Regions from separate parts of the Homo sapiens genome. Here region 2 is linked to region 1. A link is an interaction called in ENCODE POLR2A ChIA-PET data of the cell type or tissue named here. Cell type or tissue: B cell. All regions are shown on one strand. Each heading gives the region's core, and the rest is flanking DNA. Links, peaks and the distances in the headings are about the cores only.

The links. ChIA-PET counts read pairs that join two places held together with the same protein. Peaks named below come from ENCODE experiments on the same cell type or tissue, not always from the same donor. Only the 100,000 strongest peaks of a DNase experiment are listed, where the experiment ranks them.
Region 2: POLR2A ChIA-PET joins it to region 1 with 10 read pairs; 18 of 35 experiments call an interaction of 5 or more read pairs at or near these places.

The regions. Positions count from the first base shown.
Region 1 is chr1:155,257,639-155,265,638 of GRCh38, forward strand. It overlaps SCAMP3 (secretory carrier membrane protein 3), which reads right to left and starts at 4,722. Exons shown (of 9, transcript NM_005698.4): 1 at 4,448-4,722; 2 at 4,019-4,096; 3 at 2,899-3,021; 4 at 2,692-2,812; 5 at 1,188-1,316; 6 at 1-19. The coding sequence starts at 4,513. It overlaps CLK2 (CDC like kinase 2), which reads right to left. Exons shown (of 13, transcript NM_001294338.2): 9 at 7,007-7,136; 10 at 6,830-6,912; 11 at 6,583-6,662; 12 at 6,312-6,402; 13 at 5,230-5,762. The coding sequence ends at 5,580. In B cell, for the core only: no CTCF peak of the experiment used is centred there; a DNase peak (open chromatin) is centred at 4,763; H3K4me3 peaks cover 1,725 bases; H3K27ac peaks cover 2,220 bases.
Region 2 is chr1:155,177,053-155,187,928 of GRCh38, forward strand. TRIM46 (tripartite motif containing 46) reads left to right here. Exons shown (of 10, transcript NM_025058.5): 4 at 1-23; 5 at 143-238; 6 at 950-1,203; 7 at 1,440-1,561; 8 at 2,580-2,882; 9 at 4,800-5,097; 10 at 6,745-7,918. The coding sequence ends at 7,138. MUC1 (mucin 1, cell surface associated) reads right to left here. Exons shown (of 12, transcript NM_001371720.2): 9 at 10,670-10,806; 10 at 10,403-10,524; 11 at 10,173-10,322; 12 at 8,772-9,157. The coding sequence ends at 9,083. Among named protein-coding and RNA genes, the nearest start is that of TRIM46, 8.6 kb to the left of the region's middle. RefSeq lists an enhancer at 7,741-8,248. In B cell, for the core only: a CTCF peak has its summit at 8,746; a DNase peak (open chromatin) is centred at 8,559; H3K27ac peaks cover 897 bases.

The sequences.
Region 1 (8,000 bases), core at 1-8,000:
AGAAGAGCCAGCGTGCTGCCTAAGGGGCAGAGGGACAGGATGAGGAGCCCTTCTGGACTGCAATGAAGGCTCCTTCCCATCTATGCTCATCCTATAATATTCACCAAACATGGCAGAGTAAGGAAATGAAGGCAGCTGCTGCCTTCATGGAATCCTCAACAGGGGAGATGGAGAAAGCAAATGTCAATAATGTGTGATCCCCTTGCAAAGACATTTTTTTTTTTGAGACGGAGTCTGGCTCTGTCGCGCAGGCTGGAGTGCAGTGGCGCAATCTCAGCTTACTGCAAGCTCCGCCTCCCCGGTTCACGCCATTCTCCTGCCTCAGCCTCCAGAGTAGCTGGGACTACAGGCGCCCGCCACCACGCCCAGCTAATTTTTTTTTTTCTTTTTTTTTTTTTGAGATGGAATCTCGCTCTGTCGCCCAGGCTGGAGTGCAGTGGCAGGATCTCGGCTCACTGCAAGCTCTGCCTCCTGGGTTCACGCCCATTCTCCTACCTCAGCCTCCTAAGTAGCTGGGACTACAGGCACCCGCCACCACGCCCGGCTAATTTTTTGTATTTGTAGTAGAGACGGGGTTTCACCGTGTTAGCCAGGATGGTCTTGATCTCCTAACCTCATGTTCTGCCCACCTGGGCCTCCCAAAGTGCTGGGATTACAGGTGTGAGCCACCGTGCCCGGCCTTTTTTTTTTTTTTTTTTTTTTTTTTTTTTTTTTTGAGATGGAGTTTTGCTCTTGTTGCCCAGGCTGGAGTGCAATGGCATGATCTTGGCTCATTGCAACCTCCACTTCCCGGGTTCAAGTGATTCTCCTGCTTCAGCCTCCTGAGTAGCTAGGATTACAGGCATGTGCCACCACGCCCAGGTAATTTTGTATTTTTAGTAGAGATGGGGTTTCTCCATGTTGATCAGGCTAGTCTCAAACTTCTGACCTCAGGTTATCCACCCACCTCAGCTTCCCAAAGTGCTGGGATTACAGGCGTATACCACTGCACCCAGCCCAAAGACATCTAAAGAATTCAAAATATATTCCTGCATATGGACAATAAAAAGTGGGGAGAGGGCAAGAACATTTGCTAGCAGGCTGGTGAGTTCTAAATAGAGGTGAAGTGTTTGGTTCTTGGTGAGCGGACCCCAGGGCAGTTAAGAGATCTACCTGTAACTTCCTCCAAAAGGCTTCTCACTACTCACACATCCAGAGGTAGTACATGGTGGATACAGTCTTCTGAAATTCTTGGGGGATCTCCATGGAGATGTCCTGGAAAAAGCAGGGCTGAACTGGACAAAAAGAAGGTAGAGGGGGCCAATTGTTCTGTCGAGCTGTAAGGCACAAAAAAACAGGTGGACCCCAGAAGTAAAACAGAGACCAACAAAGGAATCACTCCCCCTTCTCTCCATCCCTGGATCCTCTCTTTTTTTTTTTTTTTTTTTTTTGAGATAGGGTCTCTGTTGTTCAGGCTGGAAGGTAGTGGTATGATCATGGTTCACTGTAGCCTCAACCTCCTGGGCTCAAGCAACCCTCCCACCTCAGCTTTTTTTTTTTTTTTTTTTTCTCCTGAGATAGAGTTTCGCTCTTGTTGCCCAGGTTGGAGTGCAGTGGTGTGATCTTGGCTCAGTGCAATCTCCGCCTCCCGGGTTCAAGTAATTCTCCTGCCTCAGTCTCCTGAGTAGCTGGGATTATGGGCACATGCCACCACGCCCAGCTAATTTTTGTATTTTTAGTAGAGACAGGGTTTCACCATGTTGGCTGGTCCTGAACTCCTGACCTCAGGTGATCCACCCGCCTTGGCCTCCCAGAGTGCTGGGATTACAGGCATGAGCCCCGGCGCCTGGCCGTCCACCTCAGCTTCTTGAGGAGCTAGGACTACAGACAGGTACCATCATGCCCTGCTAATTTTTTTCATTAATGTTTTGGAGGCAGGATCTCACTATGTTGTCCAGGTTGGTCTCTAACTCCTGAGCTCAAGCAACCTGCCTGCCTCGGCCTCCCAAAGTGTTGGAATTACAGGCGTGAGGCACCATACCCAGCCCTGGATCCTCTCTTTTATCTCCAATTTGGGGTCCAAGGAGACAAGTGAGAGTGGAAAAATTAATACTGTTTATTATTATTTAAAACATCTAAGCACTGTACCAAGTACTTCACATATATTTTGTTTAACCTTCACAACAACCCTGTCAAACGGATGCAAACGTGGTTTTCATTTTATAAATAGGGAAACTGAGGCATTCAAGATTAAGTAACTTCCCTAAAAGCTCATGGTTAGTAAGCAGTATCTCTAAAATTCAAACTCAGCAGTCTGACTCCAGAGCCCAGGTTTGTGTTTTTTTTTTTTTTTGAGATGGAGTCTCACTCTGTCACCAGGCTGGAGTGCAGTGGCGCTATCTCGGCTCACTGCAACCTCCACCTCCCGGGTTCAAGCGATTCTCCTGCCTCAGCCTCCCGAGTAGCTGGGACTACAGGTGCGCGCCACCATGCCCAGCTAATTTTTGTGTGTGTGTATTTTTAGTAGATACAGGGTTTCACCATGTTGGCTAGGATGGTCTCGATCTCTTGACCTCGTGATCCGCCCACCTCAGCCTCCCAAAGTGCTGGGATTATAGGTGTGAGCCACCGCACCCAGCCGAGCCCAGGCCCTTAAGACCTGTTTTTGCTCCTCCCAAACTCTCAGATGCTCTTCCCCACTCTATTACTTACTAGCTGTGCCCCCCAGGGCAGCATGCTGCAGCTCTCGCTCCCTTCGGTCCAACTCCTCTGCCTTCCGGTTGAGCTCCTCCTGTTTCTTCAGCAGCTCAGCTGTGGCTGCTGCAGCTGAGGCCTGCCCAGTGTGAGCAGACGGAGATGTGAGCCCTGGGCCCCAGGACTGGCCCTTCTCCCCAGCCCTCACCTGCACACCTCCTGTACCTGAGTGCTGTATGAGCCATAGTTCTTAGGTTCTGTGGGGCTGAGCTTTCTCGAGGGCTGCAAGGAGGGAGCTGAGGGTGGAGGCAATGGGGCAGGGGCTGGAGGCTCATAGGCTGGTGGTGGCTGTTGAGGAAAAGACCTTAGTGATCATCTAGTCCCTCATAACACAGGAATCTAGAGTCTGCTTGAATACCTTTAGACCCAGAACTCATGATGTAAGGAAGCAGCCTTTCCCCCATTTGTTAGGAAGCTAGTTCTTCTGTTGAATTTCTGTCAGAGAACTCTATGATGACCTGTAGCAGCCTTATCATCCCTCATATCCAATTCCTTAGTGAGGACTCAAATCACTCATTTACCATATCTCCCCACTTAACTGTGTTTTTTTTTTTTCTTTTCTTCTGGGGATGGAGTGTGGGGTTGTCTCTCTGCCACCCAGGCTGGAGTGCAGTGGTGCAATCATCACTCATCGAAGCCTCAAACTCCTGGGCCCAAGCAGTCTTTCCATCCCAGCCTCCCAAGTAGCAAGGACTACAGGCATGTGCCACTACACCTAGCCAATTTTTAAAACGTTTCAAGAGATGGGGGTCTCGCTGTTGCCCAGGATGGTCTCCATCAAATTCCTGGGCTCAAGCAATCCTCCCACCTCAGCCTCCCAAGTGGGATTACAGGCATGCACACCATGCTTGGCTTTTTTTTTTAAGTTTTAAGTACCATGAAAACCCCTTAAATTCTTACAACTCACCATCTTCTAATCCAGTGGGACAAACAGGTGTAGTCCTCCTCATTCCTTGCTTTCAAACTGCACACCTAACCTAAACTCCAACCAGCCCCAACCTTTATTTTCTTCAAGAAAGCCTTCCCATACAGAACATTGGTTAAGGCCTTGCCAGCCTCCAGATCTTCCCAGGACTGACTTTTAGAGCTCAAACCATTTGGGTTGGTGGCCCTGGTGGCCCTAGAAGGATGAGGCATCCCATGGCTGACTAGCCTCTCTCAGGGAACTAAGATCACAGTGCCTCTTCCTTCCTGTGCATGCAGAAAAGTCCCCTGTACCCAAGCTAACTTGTCTCACTGGCAAACCCTTCCCTTCCTTGAACTCCTATGCTCTCCAGTAGCTCACCTCCCGGGTCTCAAAAGGGTTGTAGACGTCAAGCGTGGCATACTGCCGGCTGGGTCGGTGCTGGATCACAGCTGGGTCCTGAGGGCAGAGACCCGGGTCTCAGCTGGCACCCAGTGCCACCTAGGGGAATTCCCAGGGACCATTCCCAAACTGCCTGTGGCTCCAAGTACTGCACCTTCGGGGCCACGCCGTTGTCCCAGGACTGGGACAACATTTACCTCAAATCCATCATCCAACACTGCCAGCACCAGCCCATTAAGGGGCAGGGCCCGCCCCCCAGAGTGCTCACTGGTCTGGAGTCACTGTCACCCCACGTGGCGGCTCTTCCCAGGATCAAATGTCACAAATGGGGATACAAGTTAGCCCGACCCTACAGAACCGGGAAGAATCAACCTGACCGCCCAAAAGAGGCCGACTGGCGCAAGTCACCTGAAAGGGGTTGTCAAGCTCGCTGGGCTCGGCGAACGGGTTTCCGCCGTCTCTGCTCTGAGCCATGTTTGCAACTGCGGCCTCCGCGGCCCTCTGCCCTCCACGCCCCTGCCGCAGCAGTGGCGGTAGCGGTAGCCCTCAGAGTCCACTTCACTCGCCTCAGTTCGCCCCGCTTCTCTGTGCACGGATTGGTTCCACCGACCGGAAGGGCCACAAGGATCCCCGCAGCAGCCGTGGGTTGCGCCTGCGTCTTGTCCAAAAGCTAAGACGAAAGTGCCCCCACGTGATACCTCTAACCCAGTGCCCACAACCAACTACCGCCCCTCTTCCATGTGACTTCCTTCCACTAACGAACTACACTTCCCAGCAGGCCTCGCGTAGGAATCCGGCCTTCCTAGTCTCCCGAGATGGACGACGGGAGCCTTCTGACCGGTCGTGGCAATCCCCCCTAGGAGCCAGGTTGAGCACGTTTTCAACCTGAGTTTCTGGCTCTATACTGGGCCGCGGCCTAATGACTCTAGGAGTCAGATCTTTCCCAACTCTCATAATTCCACATCCGAGAAGTGCCACCTCATAACACTTCTCTGTTTTAATCTGAAAGAAATGCTGCCCCACCCATCACTACCCTCCCATATGATAAGGTGGACAGGGGAAATAAACTGGTAGCCTGGCTGTGCTTCATTTTGGAGGGTAAGGAGGACTCCCTTCATACCCAAACTCAGAAAGTTTGCCAATAGTTTCATCCCTCCACCCCAGCATTCCCAAACCTCCAACTCCAGGGATGGGGGTCAAATGAAGCACGTTATTTTATTTCACAAAGACTGTACAAAATTCCTTATAAAACATGGGGTAGATGCCACCTGGTTACCTCACTCGGCCCCCATCCAACTCCGTATGAGGGGGCAGGTGAGGGTGGAAACTGTGTGGATGGAATAGTATTATGTACAAGGCAGGGGTTGAAGTGATAGGTACAAGTTCTTTCATATTTACACTATTTCACATATTCACAGGTATATAGAGAGCCAGGAGGAAGGAGTGAACTCTGGCTCGTTCTCTTGTATAAAAAAGCACCAGTGTCCTGGACTGGACACCCACTGCTATAAAAGATGCAGGGGGGCCCAGGGCCTGATCGTCACCGACTGATATCCCGACTGGAGTCCCACAACTTGTTGGGCGGCTCAGCCCGAAGGCGGGCGAAGAAAGGATGCTGAAGGGCTTCACCCAAGGTCAGCCGCTTAGCTGGTTCATACTCTAGCATGCTTTCAATCAGATCGAAGAGCTGGTGGTGTTCCTCTGCCTCTGAGGTCAGATACCGCTGGTGGAGGAGGGCAGGAAAAAGGTGAGGCAGGATGCCTTACAAACCCTGCCTTCTTCAAGACCCTACCTTTCATTCTTGGAGAACCAAGGCTCTGCTTGCAACCAATTTGAAGGCTACCTAACCACGACCACACCAGGACCAACGTTTCTGATATTATAGCTCAACCTACCTTCCCACTAGCACAATTACTCCATAATCTTTGAAAGTTCTTTCTACTTGTATATCCTTGTCAACTTCATGAATCTTCTTTAGTTCCTCATTAAAATGTAAGCTCTTCAAAGGTAGTTTATTCTTTTCTGTCTGACCTAAAGAATCCAGGACATTGCTTTGATCTCTGGTTGTCTCAAGGTTAGGCTGTCTAACCTCCTTCCCTCCACAAAACCACTCCCTCTTATGTTTCCTCTGTTGACCAAAGATGTCTTCTTTCAGCTTTCCTCCCCTCCTTTCCTAACCCTCTGCTTGTGAAGAGCATTCCAGGGGGCAAACCACCCTAAGAAGGAAGTGACTTCTGGACGGTGGGCACTATTTATCCCGAGCCCAGCTCACCCGCAGCGGTTTGCAGTTCTCACGAACATAGCGCCCAGCTGATGTGTTCTCATCCCAATCCAGGCGACCCCGGTAAAAATATTTCTGCTTTCTAGAGGGGAAGGGGAGGTTGAGGAATCAGAAGGTCACCCTTGTTACAATTCCCTTATTTCCCCATCTGAAAGTAACTGGGGGGAGAGGAGGTATCAAAGAAAAAAGAAAATGATGTGAAATAGACCAATTCTGTGGAGAGAAAAGGAAAAGAGTTAACTAGTGCCCCCTCAAGGTTCACCTTGTCTTTCGGATCATCCGGGAAGGGATAGGACCCAAGATCCTTTCCATCATGGCTAGATGCTCTCTGTTGTCATGGGTCTGGGAAACAAAAACAGAACTGAGCATGGGACTGAAAAGGGCATGCTAAGGATCAGCTGCCAGGAAGGCAGGCAATGTGGAGAACTGAGTAGGCAGGTCCTCAGCAGAAAACAAAGGAACCAGGTAGAAGAATGCCAGGCAGTCAAGTAAGACATCCCATCACTTACCTGGAAGAGGGTGAATCCCACATAGTATTCAAAGATGATGCAGCCTATACTCCACACATCACAAGGCTGTGACCAGCCCAACTCTGGGTGAGAATGGGAGGGAAAAGGTGTTATGAGGCTTAGGTGGCCCCACCCTCACATCATCTCACACACTTGGACAGCCTTGCCCTCCCTTACCAAGGATGACTTCTGGTGCTCGGTAATGGCGAGTGGAGACAATGGTGCTATGGTGCTCATGGTCAAAGGTGGCACTGCCAAAGTCTACCACCCGCACAGCTGTGCTCTTCACACTGCGCTCATCTCGCTTCTAGGAGCAGAGGAGAAAGAGGATGAACCTCTGCACCCAGACTGAGATTCCACCAGTATTCTCTACATTGCTTCTGAGCCTTAAAAAAGGTACTGTGATCTCCTGCCTGGCCTTACAAGCCCTGGGAAATTCCTGTTTTACAGCTTCCACCACATCCAGCATAATACTTTTAGAAGTAGGGGAGCAAAAGGATTAAGAAATGATTATAGAACAGCGTGCACATCTGTAAGCATCTGAAGACTACACTCAAGTGCCAGATATATAGTTATTCTGAAAACATGTAACATGTAGCAAATGGGTTTTTCTGAAAAAATGTAACATGTAGCAAATGGGTTTTTCTGAAAAAATGTAACATGTAGCAAAGGAGTTTCTCTAAAAATATGTAACATGTAGCAAAGGGGTCAAAGGAGGGAGAGCTTCTTTAGGTCTGAGATCTCCATTATCTCCAGTTAGTCAAAGGAGCCGAGCTTTCCTACCTCACAGAAATACACATCTCAAAAAAGAAGTCCGGGCCAGGCACTGTGGCTCACACCCGTAATCCCAGCATTCTGGGAGCCCGAGACAGGCAGATCACCTGAGGTTAGGGGTTCGAGACCAGCCTGGCCAACATGGCAAAACCCCATCTCTACTAAAAACACAAAAACTAGCCAGGCGTGGTGGCGGGTGCCTGTAATCCCAGCTACTCCAGAGGCTGAGGCAGGAGAATCACTTAAACCTGGGAGGTAGAGGTTGCAGTGAGCCGAGATTATGCCACTGCACATCAGTCTGGGCAACAGAGTGAGACTCTGTCTCAAATAAATAAATAAATAAATAAATAAATAAATAAATAAAGTCCAAACCAAGAACCTTAAAAACTTTCACTCT
Region 2 (10,876 bases), core at 2,877-10,876, 78 kb before region 1:
TCAGTGCCTACCAGGCCCTCAAGGTAAGGACCCCCCTTATCCAACCCTAGTGCTAACTCACACTCTTACCCTCTTGCACCTCCTCCCAACTGCTGGCTTCTGCAGAGCTGGGCTTGATGCCCACCTCTTTCTTCCCCCTCAGGACAAGCTGACAAAGAGCCTGACATACATCCTGGGAAACCAGGACACGGTACAGACCCAGATCTGTGAGCTGGAGGAGGCCGTGAGGCACACCGAGGTGAGGGAGGGCACAGAGGTAGGCCCTGGGCCCTGCCTGGGAGTAGGGGCAGGAAGGGGGTGTGGGTGATCATGACCCAATCACCTTGTTGCTAGCTCAGGAAGCCCGTGAGGTGTCCAGGTTCTGGTTAAACCAGGTTTGCAGGAACACCAGTGCCCCAGGCCAGGCTGTACCTGGGCTGCAGGAGGGGGCAGGGTGGCTATAGCTCAGGAGAGTGCTCGAAAAACCCCATGCATAGCTCAAAAAACCCCACGCGTAGCTCAGATGCTCTCAGGCTCAGGTGCCTACCGAGGATGTCACGCATTCCCAGTGCTAGAGTGAGGTGATGACTGATACCTTCTGCCAGGTTGCTTGAGCTGGCTGACATGGGGATGGACAACTAAGGATGGCATAGATGCCAGTGGACATTAATTAGTGCAGTCCAAGTGGACATTAGGGTAGCCATGGCCTCGTTCATTTGGATGAGTCACTAAGGGGCAGAGATTATGATGTGGGGTTCCGGGAAGGTTGGCACAAATGACCAGGAGTTGAGTCCATCTAGAGGTGCCTTTGCAGCCATGAGCCCAGGCCCTGTAGGAATGGGTGAGTAGGATTTCCCCAGATCCCTTGTGACCTTAGCCATGCTGTGGCATCCAAGGAGGCCAGCACAAGTGCTGCCTCCAAAAAGAAGATAGTAAGTCACGCATCCTTTGGGTGTTGCTCCCTGGGCAGGTGAGTGGTCAGCAGGCCAAGGAGGAGGTGTCGCAGCTGGTGCGGGGGCTGGGGGCTGTGCTGGAGGAGAAGCGGGCATCACTGCTTCAGGCCATTGAAGAATGCCAGCAGGAGCGGCTGGCCCGTCTCAGCGCCCAGATCCAGGAGCACCGGAGCCTGCTGGATGGCTCAGGTCTGGTGGGCTATGCCCAGGAAGTACTTAAGGAAACAGACCAGCCTTGCTTTGTGCAAGCCGCCAAGCAGCTGCACAACAGGTACTCAGGGGCATGGGCTCCTAGGGGGGCAGGGACATCATGGATGTGACCAACATCTAGGACAATGTCTACAGTACTGCCAGGTGGAGAACTGGCATTCTAAGGATTCTCATGAGGCCAAACTGATACCAGCTCCCAAAGCAGTTCCCAAGGCTCTAGGGGCAAGCAAGACAGAATTGAGGGGAAGGGAGACTGCCCACATGGCAGTGCCTGACCCTTTCTTGCCCCCATCCCAGGATTGCCCGAGCCACTGAAGCCCTCCAGACATTCCGGCCAGCTGCCAGCTCCTCCTTCCGCCATTGCCAGCTCGACGTGGGACGTGAGATGAAGCTGCTGACAGAGCTTAACTTCCTGCGAGGTAAGGAGATGGCCAGGCCCCATGCCCAACCAGAGCCTTCTTCCCTTCCTCCCCAGCAGCGGGCCCGGGGGGCAGTGCCTACCGGGGACCTCCCCGGCCTCCTGCCCGGCCTGGCCAGCCATTCCTCCCACCCAGCCCACCCTGCCACACCGTCCTACCGCGCTCAGCGCTGCTTCTCCCTCTCTTTGTTTGTAGGCTGTGGCCACCGCGGACTCTGCTCCGGAGCACCCCAGGCAAGTCAGCGGCCCTGCCCCGGGGGCCCTGCCCGCCGCCGGGCCCCCTTCCCACCCCGCTGCTCCCACGCATCTCAGCCAACCACTCATTGCTTCCTTCTCTTTCCTGCCTTGCCCCGACCTCGTGGTCCTCCCACTGGACCAATGCCCTGTCTCCCTTCTGCCTTCTTCAGGCGCTTGCGTAATCCTGGCCCTTCTGACCTTTTGTCCTTGTGACCCTTGCCCTCTGGCCTTGCACTTCCTTTCCCTTGACCTCCAACCCCTGCCCTCAGCTTTTGCTGTCCCTCTGTTGTCCCCACTTTCCACCTCGCTGCCTCCTAAATCTCTCTTCTGAGCCTGGTCCCCTTCCTTCCTGCTCAGCGCCCTCTTGCCTGTGGGCTCCAGTGGCCTTTGCCTGCCCCTCCCTGGGGCTCCTCTTAATTCATAGAATAACTGAGCTGCAAGGGCCCCCAGAACTTACCTGATCTGATACCCTCATTTGACAGGGGAGGAAACTGAGGCCCAGAAAGGGGAAGTGACTTATTCCAGGCCAGAGTGAGGTAGCAGCAGCCCAGAACTAGCACACAGGTGTCCTGACCCCCAGCCCAGCGCTTTCCTGCCTCGTTCTCTCTTGGGCCCTGCCCTACCCCTCCTGTGCCCAGTTCCCAGATGAGCCCTTCCCCAGCTCCCTCTCACCCACACTCACCCCCCCGGCTCCCGCTGCTTTCCCTTTTCCTGCCTGCCCCTGCCCTCCATGCCAGGCCAGTGGCCAGGCCCTGACTGACACCCGCTGTCTCTTCCAACAGTGCCTGAGGCCCCCGTCATTGACACCCAGCGCACCTTTGCCTATGATCAGATCTTCCTGTGCTGGCGGCTGCCCCCCCATTCACCACCTGCCTGGCACTATACCGTTGAGTTCCGGCGCACGGATGTGCCTGCTCAGCCAGGCCCCACCCGCTGGCAGCGGCGGGAGGAGGTGAGGGGCACCAGTGCCCTGCTTGAGAACCCCGACACGGGCTCTGTGTATGTGCTGCGTGTCCGCGGCTGCAACAAGGCCGGCTACGGCGAATACAGTGAAGATGTGCACCTGCACACGCCCCCGGCACCTGGTGAGTGGGCAGGCACAGGTGGTCGTGCAAAGGGCATGGGGTATGCCAGGGCCTAGGCCCTGACGGTTGGTTCCGGTGGCCGCTAGAGAGGCCATATAACATAGTAGGTCTCACACACACTAGCTCTGGAGCTAGACTGCTTGGGTTCAAATCCCAGCTCTGCCTCTTGCCAACTGTGTGGGTGGCTTCTGGCAAGTTTTTACCCTCTCTGAACTTCAGAGTCCTTTTCTGTAGGGATAACGATAATACTGGCCAGGTGCAGCGGCTCATGCCTGTAATCCTAGCACTTTGGGAGGCCAAGGAGGGAGGATTGCTTGAGGCCAGGAGTTCAAGACCAACCTGGCCAACACAGCGAGACCCGATCTCTAAAAAAATAAATAGGCCAGGCGAGGTAGCTCATGCCTGTAATCCCAGCACTTTGGGAGGCCGAGGCGGGCGGATCACAAGGTCAAGAGTTTGAGACCAGCCTGGCCAACATGGTGAAACCCCGTCTCTACTAGGAATACAAAACTTAGCCAGGCGTGGTGGTGCGTGCCTACAATTCCAGCTACTCGGGAGGCTGAGGTAGGAGAATCGCTTGAACCTGGGAGGCGGAGGTTGCAGTGAGCTGAGATCGCGCCACTGGACTCCAGCCTGGACAACAGAGCAAGACTCCGACGTCTCGGAAAAATAAATAAATAAATAAATAAATAAAGGCCAGGCAAGGTGGCTCACACCTGTAATCCCAGCACTTTGGGAGGCCAAGGTGGGTGGATCCCCTGAGGTTGGGAGTTTGAGACCAGCCTGACCAACATGGAGAAACCCCATCTCTACTAAAAATACAACATTAGCTGGGTGTGGTGGCGCATGCCTGTAATCCCAGCTACTTGGGAGGCTGAGGCAGGAGAATTGCTTGAACCCAGGAGGCGGAGGTTGCGGTGAGCCGAGATCGCGCCATTGCACTTCAGCCTGAGCAACAAGAGTGAAACTCTGTCTCAATAAATAAGTAAATAAAATACGTAAAAAATAAATTATTTTTGGCTGGGCACAGTGGCTCACGCCTGTAATCCCAGCACTTTGGGAGGCCGAGGTGGATGGATCACGAGGTCAGGCGTTCAAGACCAGCCTGGCCAACATAGTGAAACCCCGTCTCTACTAAAAATGAAAATGAAAATAATTAGCTGGGTGTGGTTGCAGGCGCCTGTAATCCCAGCTACTTGGAAGGCTGAGGCAGGAGAATGGCTTGAACCTGGGAGGCAGGGGTTGCAGTGAGCCAAGATTGCGCCACTGCACTCCAGCCTGGGGAACAGTGTGAGACTCCGTCTCAAAAACATATATATATTTTTAAAAAATGATAATGCTTACCTCATAGAGTTGCAAGAATTCAACTGGTTTGAGACGATCAATGGGAGTCTGAGTACAGTGTCCGGCTCATGGTTAGGGCTCAAGAATGTTACTAAAGTGACTAGAAAATAGTTCGGACTCCAGGGGGTGGGCATAAGAGGGAAGCCTTGCCACCCAAATAGGGGCTGGGTATAAGGGCCAGGTGTGAACCCAGAGTATGGGCTGGAAGGCACAGATTGATGGTGATGGGAATGTCACCAGGTGGAACAGAATAGTGGGAACTGTCCATGGGGCTGGCCACAAGTAAGGGGTTCGAGGGAGCCCCATGAGTCAGCCAGGTCCGGAGCACTGACTTCTGTGCCCACTGCCATCACAAAAACTCTCTGGGGTCCCACGCCCATTTGGAATGCCCCCTTCTTTTTTCCTCATGCCCCCCATTCCAGTTTCCCATGTCCTGTTCTCCTGAACCCCCTGCCTGTTCCTGGTGACTGAACCCCCTTGCAACGCGTTCCCTGTTCTGCAGTCTCACAGCCCCCAGTGCCAGTGTTTGTCCCTGAAGTTCTTGCTCCATCTCAACCCTCTCCCTCCTTCCAGTCCTGCACTTCTTCCTCGATAGCCGCTGGGGCGCAAGCCGAGAGCGGCTGGCTATCAGCAAGGACCAGCGAGCAGTACGGAGTGTTCCAGGGCTGCCCCTGCTGCTGGCTGCTGACCGGCTGCTGACCGGCTGCCACCTGAGTGTGGATGTGGTCCTGGGCGACGTGGCTGTGACCCAGGGCCGCAGCTACTGGGCCTGCGCCGTAGACCCAGCCTCCTACTTGGTCAAGGTGGGCGTCGGGCTGGAGAGCAAGCTTCAAGAAAGTTTCCAGGGTGCCCCCGATGTGATCAGCCCCAGGTCAGACCCCTCTGGAAGGGATGGGGTGTGGGGGTCCTGGTGGGAGTGAGGGGCACAGAAGGGGTGGCAAGTGGAGCACAGACTTGCTAGGGTGGGGCTGGGAGGGGATTAGGAGGAAGTAGTAGGAGCCTGGAAGCCAGGCTGGGAGGCCTGTGTCCAGGAGACGCATGGGCTCAGCAAAAGGGCTTTTGAGGACTGATTTTCAGAGCATGTCGTGTGGTCAGGGAAAGGGATGATAGAAGAGGGAGCCATCTCTGCTTCCTTCCAACCATCTGTCACTCTGGATCAACACACCATCTCTCCAAGCATCTGTGTCCTTTCTTCCTAACACTCCATTTCCAACATACCTTCTCCATAAAACCTTTGCTCTCCAAGACCTCCTTCACCCGTATCTTAAAATTCTTCCCTTAGCCGGATGCGGTGGCTCACGCCTGTAATCCCAGCACTTTGGGAGGCTGAGGCAGGCAAATCACTGGAGGTCGAGAGTTCGAGACCAGCTTGACCAACATGGAGTGACCCCATCTCTACTAAAAATACAAAAAAAATAGCTGGGCGTGGTAGCGCATGCCTGTAACCCCGGCTACTCGTGAGGCTGAGGCAGGAGAATCACTTGAACCCGGGAGGTGGAGGTTGCGGTGAGCCAAGATTGTGTCATTGCACTGCAGCCTGGGCGACAAAAGCAAAACTCCTTCTCAAAAAAAAAAAAAAAAAAATTCTTCCCTTAAACATCCCACCTCCATAACCCTCCTCTCCCCAACTCCCTGTTTTTTTTTTTTTTTGAAATGGAGTCTCGCTCTGTCGCTCAGGCTGGAGTCTAGCGGCGCGATCTCCGCTCACTGCAAGCTCCACCTCCCGGGTTCACACCATTCTCCTGCCTCAGCCTCCCGAGTAGCTGGGACTACAGGCACCCGCCACCATGCCCAGCTAATTTTTTGTATTTTTAGTAGAGACGGGCTTTCACCGTGTTAGCCAGGATGGTCTCAATCTCCTGACCTCGTGATCCGCCCACCTTGGCCTCCCAAAGTGCTGGGATTACAGGCGTGAGCCACTGTGCCTGGCCCCAACTCCCTATTTAACACCCTCCCACTAATGCTTTGCATCCTAAGCCTTCTCCCCAGCACTCTATCCCCCAACACCTTATTTCTTCAAAATGCTTTCTCCCCAACACAAACCCCTCCTAAACCCCATTGTCCCCAACCCCGCATACCTCTAACACCCTTCATTTGTGACACCAATCCACCCTCATCTCTCTCCCGACACCCACCTTCCCAACATCCTTTCTCTTCTTAGTCACTAATCTCGGATTCTTCCAATGTCCTCTAATCCTCAGAACCATCTCCCCAGCATGATTTCCCCAAGACCATTTTTCTCAATGCCTTTCCGCGGGCTATACCAATGCCATGTCTTTCCTGTCCGCCTGCCCCTCTCTTGCCAATGTGCTTTCCTCTCAGTGCTCTCTTTCCACCAAACCCAAACCCCTGACCCTATACTCTAACCCCTGCCTCTTCAGCGTTTTCTTCTCAACACCCAAAATCCATCCCTTCAACCTCTTGCTCCTTAACATTCCATCCTTCCAGCGTCTCCCTCTGGTACCTCATCCGTCACTCCATCCCTCAACAATCTCGTCCCCAACACCCGCTTCTGCAGGTACGACCCGGACAGCGGGCACGACAGCGGTGCCGAGGATGCCACAGTGGAGGCGTCGCCACCCTTCGCTTTCCTAACCATTGGCATGGGCAAGATCCTGCTGGGGTCGGGGGCAAGCTCAAACGCAGGGCTGACAGGGAGGGATGGCCCCACAGCCGGCTGCACAGTGCCCCTGCCACCCCGCCTGGGCATCTGCCTGGACTATGAGCGGGGCCGGGTTTCCTTCCTGGATGCTGTTTCCTTCCGTGGGCTCTTGGAGTGCCCCCTGGACTGCTCAGGGCCTGTGTGCCCTGCCTTTTGCTTCATCGGGGGTGGCGCAGTACAGCTCCAGGAGCCAGTGGGCACTAAGCCTGAGAGGAAAGTCACCATTGGGGGCTTCGCCAAGCTGGACTGAGCCTTCCAGGCCCCTCATGCAGACCTGGGGTCCTCCTGGGCCCTGGCCCCCAAACCTCTTGGCACCCGGTTGTTACCCCCTGGCAGCTTCTCCCCCAAACTCTCCTACCATGTGGCCCTGCTCCTTCTCCCGTGTCTGTCTTCCCACAGTTTTCTCTTGACCCAGGGGCTCTCTTCTGCCCACCTCTCTGGATGGCCCCCGTTCTCTCCATTGCTTGTTAGCCAGGCCCCCACCCCCACTGAGTCTGCCCTATGACCTGCCTTTGGCATGTTACCCAAGCCATGGAGAGAGCCCCTTCTCCATCCCTGTCCTGTGCCCCCCAGGCTGATTGGGAGGGAGGGCACCTGGAACACTGGGCATGATCTCCAGCTCTGCCCTTGCCCTGCCAAGCTCCCTGCCCTGTTGATGCTGAACTACAGCCTTGGGACAGGCAGGCTTTGGGGCTGGACGCTGTCCAGGCATTCCTGGTGAGGGGAAGGGGACCCTGTCATCCTGCTTTATTTATTTGGGTCCCAACACCCCGCAGCCGCATGCCCCTTATGTCCCTCTTCTCCCTCTTGCATGCTTTACCTGTCCCACACCCATGCCAATGTGCCAAGTCTCCCTTGGGGACCCAGCTGAGTCTGGGTGTTCCCATTGGGTTGGGCCAGGCAAGGCCTCTGGTGCCCGCTGCCGTCCCCCTGCAGTGGGCTCTGCTAGGCCTGTGCTGAGCAACAGCTGTTATTGTCATGGTTTATAAACAATAAACTGTGATGCCAGGCACATCTCTGCCTTCCCTGAGCGCAATCATTCCTGTGAGTTTCTGTGCTGGGTGTGGTAGGCGGGAGGGAGCAGGGTGCTAGGCTGTGGTTCTAGGCAGGAGCAACCAATGGATCTGGTGCCTGAGAGAGGAAGGCCCCAGGCCAGGTGCTCTAAGCCTCCTGCCACACGTGTCCTGGCCCGGCCTGAGCGCATCACAGCTGCCAGGGAACATAGCTCTCTGGCTGCTGGTGGCAGGCCCCAATCAGGGCTTCCAGGCCTGCAGCACAGGCCCTGGGGGAATGCGGTCGAGGGACAGGCAACGTGCCTGGGCCCAAAGGGGTCAGGGAACCAGAACCACTTCCCCATTCCCAGGGTGTTGTGGAGCCCACCCCAGGGGCAGCAGGCTGGTGGGGCAGCCGGGGTCAGGGAGGGGGCTGGGCCTGGTGCCAGCGCCCGGATCTGACCCAGCCTCTGCTTATCTCAACCCTGTTGACTCTGGGCTGTTATCACTGCCCAAGGATTTACTTCACACCCGGACAGCTAAGAATAGAGCCACCTGGGGGGCACCATGCCAGGGGGCAAGGAGGGCGTGGGCCAGGCGAGGAGAGGGGAGAGCCACTGGCACACAGAGCTCAGTCACGGAGCCCAGTCACGCTAGCCCTCCAAAGCCCGCCTGGGTTTCGTTTCCTCCTTCCTCTTGTGCTGCCAGGGTTAGCCAGAGGTGGCTCCTCAGGCCACCCCTACTCCCCAATGTCACCTCCTCCTCACATCTCCTGCTTCTCAAACAAACTCGCTCCTTACTGCCTCCTGGCCTCCCTGTCTCCTCCCCCAGCCCCCTCACACACATTCTGACCGCCCTGCTGCCCACGGGTCACAGATGAAAGATCAGAAGTTGGCGCAGTGGGAGACCACGTTTTATTCAGTCCAGTTCAGGATCCCCGCTATCTCAGGGCTCTCTGGGCCAGTCCTCCTGGGAGCCCCCACCACAACACTTCCCAGGCATGAGCCCTCAGGGGCCCACATGAGCTTCCACACACTGAGAAGTGTCCGAGAAATTGGTGGGGCCTCTGAAGGAGGCTGTGAGCAGCCCACCTGAACTCCCAGCTCACCAGCCCAAACAGGGTGCAGGGGCTCTGGCCCTGAAGAACCTGAGTGGAGTGGAATGGCACTGGCTGGCCACTCAGCTCAGCGGGCGACGTGCCCCTACAAGTTGGCAGAAGTGGCTGCCACTGCTGGGTTTGTGTAAGAGAGGCTGCTGCCACCATTACCTGCAGAAACCTGGGTGGAAGGAAAAGAGATCCAGGGTGAGGAGCAAAAGGTACCTCCTAGAGCCCCTGGATGCCACCCCAGGCTGGGGTAATCAGTCCAGAGTCCTGGCCAGCTCTCAAAGGGTTAATTCAGAGAGAGCACCTGCCACCCCACCAGCCAGGTGACTGTAAACAGGGCTGCCCTCCTCCCTCTGCTCTCCTTCACTCCCTCTTCTTGGCTCTAATCAGCCCCCTTGTCCCTCCATTCTCTGCTGTTCCAGCCTAAGGAGGTGTGTGTGTGTGTGTGTGTGTGTTTTGGGGGGCGGGGTGTATCTGTGTCTTTGTAAAGCCGAGAGAGGGAGGTCTCCAGGAGGAGGAAAATAGGAGCAAGAAAACTAAACTCTCTCCTCCCCCACCTGGAGTGGTTTTCCAGCCTCAGGTGGCTGCAGTAATTATTTACTAGGTCCCATAGAGAAAGACCAGGAGAGGAAGGAGGGAGCGTTCCTTGCTTCCTTGAAGCTCCCAAGAACCCCACTGGCACCCACGCTCACCTGGTCTGCTGACACTTCTTCTTCTACCTGGGAAACCTCCCCCTATGCCAGCCTTTCTCGGTCTACCCTCCATTCCTAGGAGATGATTAGGGGCACAGAGGCTCACCCCTGGGACTCCTCGGGAAGGGCTCCCCTGGGCATAGTGCTCCACCCATTTTGCCTCTGGGTGCAAAAAAGCAAAACAAAACAAAACTGCCACGGTGGCACCAGTTCAGCCAGCGCCAGCCAGCATGAATGTGGACGGCCAATGATCTTTTAGGAATTCTGGCAGTGGGGCCACTCCCTCTTGAGGGCCCCTTTCTTCCATAGTCTCCTCCCAGGCCTGTCCCCCAAAACTCCTCTGACCTCTGCCCCTCATCCTTGCCAGGCCCTCCCCTGCTCACTTCACGCCACTTCTCACCTCTTCCAAGCTCTTTGGGTTTTCCAAGTACCCCCTTCAGAATCCTTGCCCAGCCAAACCCTCTGCTTCCCCTGGCCTGTGGGGCCCAATCTCACCTTCTCATAGGGGCTACGATCGGTACTGCTAGGGGGCACATAGCGCCCATGGGTGTGGTAGGTGGGGTACTCGCTCATAGGATGGTAGGTATCCCGGGCTGGAAAGATGTCCAGCTGCCCGTAGTTCTTTCGGCGGCACTGACAGACAGCCTGGGGAGATAGGAGGTTATGGCAGGCCATGGAGTGCCTTCTACCGGGGGGCTCTGATCAGGGCCAGGGACTGCACTCACCAAGGCAATGAGATAGACAATGGCCAGCGCAACCAGAACACAGACCAGCACCAGCAGCGCGATGCCCCAGCCTGGCACCCCAGCCCCAGACTGGGCAGAGAAAGGAAATGGCACATCACTCACTAAAAGGAAAAGCAGTGGTCAGGGCAGTCTCCCAGAGGAGGCGCCCCTCCCGCTGCCAGCACTAAGGAAAGAGCGGGGACCCAGACACTGGAAGGAGAGGGGCCCCGGCATGGTGCTGGGCTGCAGCCAGGGAAGTAGCCTCACCGCTGACGTCTGAGATCGTCAGGTTATATCGAGAGGCTGCTTCCGTTTTATACTGATTGAACTGTGTCTCCACGTCGTGGACATTGATGGTACCTTCTCGGAAGGCCAGAGTCAATTGTACCACCACAGATCCTGGCCTGGTCACAGGGAAATGGGCACTTCAGCCACGGGTCCCAGCTCTGGCTCAGCACTCTTCCCCCAACCTTA